2 separate regions of the Mus musculus genome follow, and region 1 is linked to region 2. A link is a loop called in an ENCODE intact Hi-C map of the cell type or tissue named here. Cell type or tissue: left cerebral cortex. All regions are shown on one strand. Each heading gives the region's core, and the rest is flanking DNA. Links, peaks and the distances in the headings are about the cores only.

Region 1 (4,392 bases), core at 102-4,101, 460 kb before region 2:
TTATATGGCCTTATGGAACGGGTGAGGTATGAACATGGTTTTTTGTTTGTTTGTTTTGTTTTTTTAAATGTATTTATTTCATGTATATGAGCACACTGTCACTGTCTTCAAACACACCAGAAGAGGGCATCAGATCTCATTACAGATGGTTGTGAGCCACCATGTGGTTGCTGGGAATTGAACTCAGGCCCTCCGGAAGAGCAGCCAGTGCTCTCAACCACTGAGCCACCTCTCCAGTCCATGAACATGTTAATTAGAAGTTATGTTTATTATACAAGTGTTTTGCTCACCTGTATGTATGTGCACACATGCGTGCCAGTGCCCAGGGAAGCTGGAAGAGGGCAGGTTTCTGGTACTAGGATCATAAGGTGAGCCATCGTGTAGGTTCTGGGAACTAAACTCAGGTCCTCTGGAAGACCAACAAGTGCTCCTAACCACTGAGCCATCTCTCCAGCCCCTGAAGAAGAAAAGTGTTAATGTTGTAAATTCTTTGCTCTTTCTCTTTTTTAATCTATTTAGCCACAAGTAGGAGTCTGGTATCATCATATGCTATTTCTCCTTGGTAAATACTCACTAGAGAAGTAATTAGATCATAGTATATTTTCTTCCTTTTTAAATTTCATTTATTTTTATGTTATATTTGTGTATGTATGCATGGCTGTCTATGCCTTACGTGGTGTCAGACCCCCTGGGACTGAGGTTAGACAGCTGTGAGCTGTCGTGTGGATGCCATGTGAGATGTCATGTGGATGTCATGTGAGATGTCATGTGGATGTCATGTGGAGTCAAACCCTGGCCCTTTGGAGGAGTCTCTTACACTTTACCACTGAGCTCTCTCTCGCCCAGCACTCTTTGCTGATAGAGTGAGTGTGAATAAACGGATCCCGCTCTTTGGCAATGCTGAGTTCCAGCTTCAGGACTGATTGTGATATTTACGTGAACAAATAATTTAATTTTGGTTACATTTCCCACACACGTAAAGTATCCTTTGTTTTTTAAATCTTTTGTTTCATTTTGGCTTTAGGTTTTTTGAGACAGTCTTACCCAGTCTAGGCTGGCCTCCACCTCTAGAGCTGTCTGCCCAATGTGGGACTGAGGTGTCCTTAAAAACAAAACAAAACAAACACAAAATATTAAGCTCATCATGGTGGCCTTTAAATGCCCCCCCAAAAAGAAGACTCCCCAGTCATGCTGCCTGGCTGTTGACTTGGTCTGTTACTCTCCAGCACCACCACACTGAGATTATCTAATTTCTCTATGCACTGCTGTCCTCTGTGTAAAATGGGGACAAATATATCTGCCTCCTGAAGGTGAAGGATATAACACAAGTAAAGCATACAGTAAGGTGGGTTGTGGTGGCACAGCCCTTAATCCCAGCACTATGGAGGCAGAGGTAAAGAGGTGGGTTAATCTCTGCCAGTCTACATAGCAAAGTTCTGGACTAGCCAGGGCTATACAGTCTCAAAACAAAAAGTTATTGCTACCACACTTCTTTTCTGAATCATTTCTTACATTTCGTTTTCCTACTAGGAAGATTAACAGGAAACTGGTACGCGGGCATGGTGGCACACGCCTTTAATCCCAGCACTCGGGAGGCAGAGGCAGGCGGATTTCTGACTTTGAGGCCAGCCTGGTCTACAAAGTGAGTTTCAAGACAGCCAGGGCTATACAGAGAAACCCTGTCTCGAAAAACAAAAACAAACAAACAAAAAATTCTCAACAGAGAGAAATAAGATCATTTGAAGACTAGCCACAGTGCCATGGGCCCCAATACAAAGTCCCTCCTTGCAGTACTAGAAGGACCAACCCAGAGATGGGCTCCTGAGAGATATGAAATCATTTTTTAATTCATTGATGTTATTCTTTTTTTTTCTTTTTGTTTTTTTGAGACTGGATTTCTCTGTGTAGCCCTGGCTACCCTGGAACTCACTCTGTAGAACAAGCTGTTCCCGAACTCACAGAGTTCACCTGCCTCTGCCTCCACCTCTGCCTCACGAGTGCTGAGATTGAAGATGTGAGCATCACCCCAGGGCTGCCATCTACACTTTTTAACTACTCAGCCTCTCTTCCTGTCTTTGACCCTGTTCTCTCTAGGTCATTGTGCAGAACTACAACTCCATCTTGACTCTCTCTCACCTGTACCGGTCTTCAGATGCCCTTCTCATTCACGAGAATGACGCTGTCCATAAGATCTGTGCCAAACGGATGAACATCAAGCAGATCTCCTTCAGAGACTTAAATCAAGTTCTTGCCCACCAGCTGGGGAGTGTGTTCCAGCCTACATACTCTGAGGACAGCTCATTTCACTACCGCAGAAATCCACTAGGTACTTCACCCTTCTGTTACTTGTAGAAAAACCGTATGTTCTGAGAGACCCAAAGTTATTTTTCACTGTCTCCTCCCCTCTGCCTGGAGATACAGCCAAGATACATACCCTAAACCCTGCCTTCATCCCTGAGCTATCTTACTGAATCAGCTCAAGAAGTTACTACATTTCTCAGAAGCATATGGTGTGAGGATCTAAATGCTTCTCACCGACTACACCGTTTGTAGAACCACTGTTCTCCTAGGGCCTAAAGCAGGGCATGGCAAATAGCAAGCACTTGGTAGAACATTCATTGGGTAGAAAGTGAATGTGTTTTGTACTGCTGGGGACAGAAGCTCAGGTCTTACACTACTGAACTACAACCAACAGATAAGAGGTAGATAGATGTGGAGTCCACAGAAATTATGGGGCTGGGTTGCAGAGATGGCTTAGTGGTTAAGAACACTTGTTCTTGCAGAGGACATTCCTGGCTCCTCTAGTGATTCACAAGCATCCATAACTCCAGGTCATGGAGCTCTGACTCCCTCTTTTGACCTCAGGGCACCAGGCATGCACATAGTGCACATACCTACATGCAGGCAGAACATCCATACACAGAAAATAAGTCTTTGAAAAAGAGCAGGAGGAGGAGGGAGAGGAGAAAGAAGAGGGAGAAGAGGAGGAGGGAGAGGAGGAGGAGGAGGGAGAGAAGGAAGAGAGAGAGGAGAAGGAGGGAGAGGAGAAGGAGGAGGGAGAGAAGGAGGCAGTAGTGATGGTGGTGATGTGGGCCTTTAATTGGCCTGGCATTGTGTTTAAGGATTGGAAACTGGGGGGAGGGTTTGCTGTCAGTCATGTTACCTGCTGCCATGCTTGACAGAGCATTCTCTGACTATACTGTCATTTTTTTTCTTTTGGTAAAGTCTTGCTACTTTTCAATAATGAAGAAAGAGGGAAGATAGGGGAGGGGAACATGAAGAAGAGAAGAAGAGAATGAAAATGCAGAGAGACTCCAGGCTGCCATGTGGTGTCGTGTCCTATGGTTGCGCTCTGATAGGGAAAATAAGGAGTAGGGCAGTCTAAGATTTCGATGATGATGGGGAAGACAGACTCAGAAGGTCTGAGAAAAAAGAAGCCAGTAGACTAGGGTCTCAGCCAGGCCCTGGAATTGCTAGGCCAAGTCAGAGTAAGAGGGACAGCAGAACGGCCTAGCACATGACTTAATAGCAGACCATGGCTGAGCATGTAAGCCACTGGGGGTGGAGATGACCCCCTAGAGGCATGAATTACAGGTTGTCGCAATCTGTCCTCTCTTCTTGCTTTTTATGTATTTATTTTATTCTGGGTCTTGCTCTGTTGTCTAGGTTGGTCTTGAACTCCTGGGCTAACAAGATCCTCTTGGTCTCTTCCTCAGACTCTGGAACTGTAGGACCCCAGGCCTGCCTCATGCCACGAATTTTCGTTTGGTCGCTCTCTGCCACCAACCTATCTTTCTATCCCCAAACAGGTTTGATTATCATTTAGCAAGATAAATAGAAGATCTGGAACATTTTCTAAGGAACATTTAGTGACTATAGAATGAAAGAGAAATATCTTAATTATCTTTTATAATTGATTTTCCTGGAGTTTAGTGAATTAGTCATCCATATTTCTCTTGATAATTCTTTTGGCAAAGTGTATCGTATTTATTTTGTTTTTGTCTGGTTCTCTTTCCTTGCTCCCTCCCTCCCTCCCTCCCTTCCTCCCTCTCTTCTTCCCTCCCTCCCTTCCATCTTCTTTTTTTTGAGACAGGGTCTCACTATGGTAGCTCTAGCTATCGTGGAACTCATTCTGGACAAGGCTGGCCTTGAACTCACAGAAATCGCCCTGCCTCTACATCCCAAGTGCTGGGAATAATGGTATACACAACTGTGCCTGGATATCCATTTCAGTTTCGAGACAGGGTTTTACTAGGTAATACCTTGAGTTGGCCTGGAACCTGTGGGCAGTCTCCTGCCTCTGACTGCTAAGAGTTGGGATTACAAGCATGAGCTACCATGCCCATTTTAAGTATGCTTTCTCAGACATGCTAAAATGAAGCAAAGATCTAG
Region 2 (4,392 bases), core at 153-4,152:
CCCCGTGTCTATGTGTCTGTCTGTCTCTTTCTGTATGTCTGTCTATCTGTCTCACCTCAACCTTGGTCTGTGCTAGAGATTGAACCTAGAGCCTCCTGTATGCTGTGTATGCTAACCTACCTGTGCTCCAGCCTGAAGATCTTGAGTTGTGTGTGCACACATTCATTCATGTGTGTGTGTGCGTATGTGTGTGTGTGCGCGCGTGCGTGGAGAGGCCAGAGGTGATGTCTTCCTCTCCTTTTTTTAGTTTTTCAAGACAGGGTTTCTCCTGGCTGTCCTGGAACTCACTCTGTAAACCAGGCTGGCCTCGAACTCAGAAATCCGCCTGCCTCTGCCTCCCAAGTGCTGGGATTAAAGGCGTGCGCCACCACTGCCCAATTTCTCCACTTTATTTTAAGACAGGGTCTCTCACTGAACCCAGAGCTCACTGATTCAACTAGACCTGCTGGCCGATGATCCAGCGATTCGCTTCTCCCTGCCCACATTGCTGAAGCTATAGACTCATTGCTCAGCTTTTACCCTGTGCTAGGGATGGAAGCTCAAGCCCTCCTGCTTGGGCCATGGTCTGGTTGTCGTTTTGATACAGGGTCTCACATTGTAGCTCAACAGTATGAGGGCCTCAAGATTGAGGTGGTCTCCTACCTTGGCTTTCCAAATACTGGGATTATAGACGTAAGCCACTATGCCCAGCTTAACTCAAGACCCTCTCTTCAGAAGAGGAATCTAGAGTCGGCACCGTGCTCTTCTCTGCTCTCTGCTGAGCCCTCTCTTACCTGCCTCCAAGTACTCCGCTGAGCAAGTCACAGAAAGACTGGCAAGAAGCCACAAAAGCAGAGCTATATTCCGCAGTGAAGCCTGTTATGGGGTGCAGGACACATCACCCTCAGAAATAACCCAGTAAGTAAGCTGGATGAGGGTCGTCAGCCGAAACTCATTTCTCGAAAGGAAATTAACGTCTGTCTCCAGCCTAATGAGGACCTGCGCTTCTGGCTTTTGTTGTTTTGTTTTGAAAACCGGGTCTCACTGTGTAGCCCTGGCTAGTTTGGAACTCAGGATGTAGACCAGGCTGACCTCAAATTCCCAGAAACCTACTCGCCTCTGCTGGGATTAAAGGCACAAGCCACCCCACCCCACCCTCCAGTTTCCTGGTTTTATTAACATTTGTTACAGTGAAGGCACCAATCAGTACATTTTTAAATCCAATAATTCCCATTTCCTGAGATTTTACGTAATGTTGTTTTTCTCTTCTTACTGGCATCTCAGCCAAAATATCAGGTTATAGTTTGTCAACTTTCTCTACTGTAGTTACACACACACACACACACACACAAATAAATCAATGTAACTTCTGTTTTTGTTTTTTTGTTTTTTGTTTTTTTTTTTTGAGACAAGGTTTCTCTGTGTAACCCTGGCTCTCCTGGAACTCACTCTGTAGCCCTGGCTGGCCTGGAAATCACATATCCACCTGCCTCTGCCTCCTGAGTGCTGGGATTAAAGATGTGTGCCACCAGGCCCAACCAGGTTTAGCTTTTGTTGTTGTTGTTTGTTTTTTTGAGGCAGGGTTTTTCTGTGTAGTCCTGGCTGTCCTGGAACTCACTTTGTAGACCAGGCTGGCCTTGAACTCAGAAATCCGCTTGCCTCTGCCTCCCAAGTGCTGGGATTAAAGGCGTGCACCACCACGCCCGGCAGCATTTTTTAAAAATAAAAACAGGTGTGTTCAGATTACCAAAAGAGAACAATTCGGTAGTTCCCACAACCCAATGCAAGACTGACTCAAATCATAATTAGGTCTAGGGAGACCTCCTGTGGTTAAACTTGGGTATAGCTTCCCAGTGTCCGCTTTCCAGGCCTGGTCATTCCTAATGAATCCAAGAGTTCTCTCTTCACCCCAACCAGCCTCAGGCAAAATCTAAGAACATTCTGGGAGCATCACTACCAGTAGAGGCCAGATACACGCTGAGCTTCCTATAACGTTCGGGATCACCCTGAAATTTAAAAATTTGAGGCCAAGAGCTGTGAATACAACTATAATGGAGAGAGCCAAAGATCCTCATTTTTGGGGGGGGGGGTGCTGGAGAGATGGTTCAGTGGTTAATACTACTGAATGCTCTTCCAGAGGTCCTGAGTTCAATTCCCAGCAACAACATGGTGGCTCACAACCATCTATAATGGGATCCGGTGTCCTCTTCTGGTGTGTCTGAAGACAGCTACAGTGTACTCATATATGCATAAAATAAATAAATCCTTTTAAGAAGGTTGTGGAGAGATACATTCTTTTATTTATTTAGGATTTTAAAAACACATTTTGTTTATTTTTGCTTTGCTTTGGAGACAGGGTCTCACAGGCTGTCTTAAACTTACTAGGTATTTCAGGTTAGCCTTGAACTTTTAGCAATCCTGCCTCAGCCTCCCGCAAGCTGGGATTACATTTCCCAGCTGTGTAAAACAGTTCCAGGGGATCTGAGAAGCTCACACAGATACACATGCAGGTGAAACACTAATGCACATAAAATAAAAATAAATAACTTAAAAGTTTCTTGATTAATGATCATACTCTGGCTTTAAAAAAATGTCCTTTTTTATTTTGTGTGTTGGGGTGCTGTGCACACATGCCATCATATGCCTGCCATCATATGCCATCAGTGGTCAGGGGACAGTTTGTGAGAGTCAGCTCTCTTCCACCACATGGGTTGCTGTCCTCACCCTGGACAGCAAGAAACTTTGCCTGCTGATTCATCTCGCCCTCCTCCCACCCCCACCCCACCCCCATCTGCTCTTTTTTTTAAAATTTATTTATTATATGTAAGTGCACTGCAGCTGTCTTCAGACACACCAGAAGAGGATACCGGATCCCATTACAGATGGTTGTGAGCCACCATGTGGTTGCTGGGATTTGAACTCAGGACCTTTGGAAGAGCAGTCGGGTGCTCTTACCTGCTGAGCCATCTCACCAGCCCCACTCTTTTTTTTTTTAAAGATTTATTTATTATTATATCTAAGCACACTGTAGCTGTCTTAACCTAACCCTGATGCACCAGAAGAGGTCGTCAGATCTCATTACAGATGGTTGTGAGCCACCATGTGGTTGCGAGGATTTGAACTCAGGACCTTCGGAAAAGCAGTAGGTGCTCTTAACCACTGAGCCATCTCTCCAGCCCCCACGGCTGCTCTTATATTGGACACAGGCTCACTCTGTAGCTCTGGTTGGCCCAGACCTTACTGTGTACCAGACTGATCTCAAAGAGTGCCGGGATTAAAAGTGTGGACCAAGTGGGGCGGTGGTGGCACACACCTTTAATACCAACACTCAGGAGGCAGAGGCAGGCAGATCTCTGTGAGTTCAAGGCCAGCCTGGTCTACAGAGTGAGTTCCAGGACAGCCAGGGCTACACAGTGAAACTCAGTATTAGGGGGTGGGGGTGGGGTGGAGTGGGGGATAGTTGTGCACCCCCAAATCTGGACTGCTTTTCCTTTTTTAATTAAAAATTTCTCATAGGATATATTTTGATCATGTTTTCCCCTCCCCACCCAATTTTAAGTTTTATATTCTCTCTCAAAACAAAAAGAAAAACAACAAAACAAAACAAAACAAAAAAACTATACACAATAACAGAATGCCAGAACCAGAAATCAAGAAACAAAAACTCCCTACAAAAACAAAATTTAAAACAAACTGGCAAAAGACTAATAACACAAAAAAAGGCCTAAACAAAGCAAAACTAAGGAAAAAGTTCATAAAACACCATTGAGTTTGTTCTGTTGAGCAGCTACTTTTTGGCATGGGGTCTCCTGGACTGTGGTTGATGTACTCAGTGACACTCCACTGGCGAAAGCAGATTCCAAAACTGGTTTTCCACAGACCACAACCTCAGCTCTTTCTATTTATTGTCTATTTACTTACTTACTTACTTACTTACTTATTTACTTACTTTATTTATTTATGTACATATCAGCTTGGGGAGCTGTTTGTTTTTCTTTTGTCTTGTTTAATGCACCCTAGGACCACCTGTCTAGGGGTAGTAGCATCCACAACGGACTGGACCCTTCTATGCTTATCATTAACAAAGAAAATGCCCCGTAGACTTGAGTCTAAGCCAACCTGACATAGGGATTTTCCTAATTGTGACTCCCTCTTTACAAATGACCCTACTTTGTGTCAAGCTGATTTAAAAAAAACAAAAACAAAACTAACCAACACACTGAGTTGTCCTTTTAAAATTGTGTGTGTGTTTTGTACTTCTGAGTGTCAAATCTAGAACTTCTTCCAAGCTAGGCAAGTATTGTATCACAGACCCCCATCCTCAGCCCTTTTTATTTATTTATTAATTATTTACCTACTTTATTTATTTGTGTATGTGTGTGCGCGCACACACACGCATATTATCTTCATCCC

What was found. Hi-C counts contacts between places; a loop is a spot of excess contacts. Peaks named below come from ENCODE experiments on the same cell type or tissue, not always from the same donor. Only the 100,000 strongest peaks of a DNase experiment are listed, where the experiment ranks them.
Region 1: a loop joins it to region 2, with 3 times the contacts of the local background. A loop is called at or near these places in 17 of 42 quality-filtered maps.

What each region holds. Positions count from the first base shown.
Region 1 is chr11:86,552,979-86,557,370 of GRCm38, forward strand. Tubd1 (tubulin, delta 1) reads left to right here. Exons shown (of 9, transcript NM_019756.3): 4 at 1-26; 5 at 2,095-2,326. Among named protein-coding and RNA genes, the nearest start is that of Tubd1, 10 kb to the left of the region's middle. In left cerebral cortex, for the core only: no CTCF peak of the experiment used is centred there; a DNase peak (open chromatin) is centred at 2,339.
Region 2 is chr11:87,008,894-87,013,285 of GRCm38, forward strand. No RefSeq gene overlaps it. Among named protein-coding and RNA genes, the nearest start is that of Ypel2, 17 kb to the left of the region's middle. In left cerebral cortex, for the core only: a CTCF peak has its summit at 1,815; a DNase peak (open chromatin) is centred at 1,806.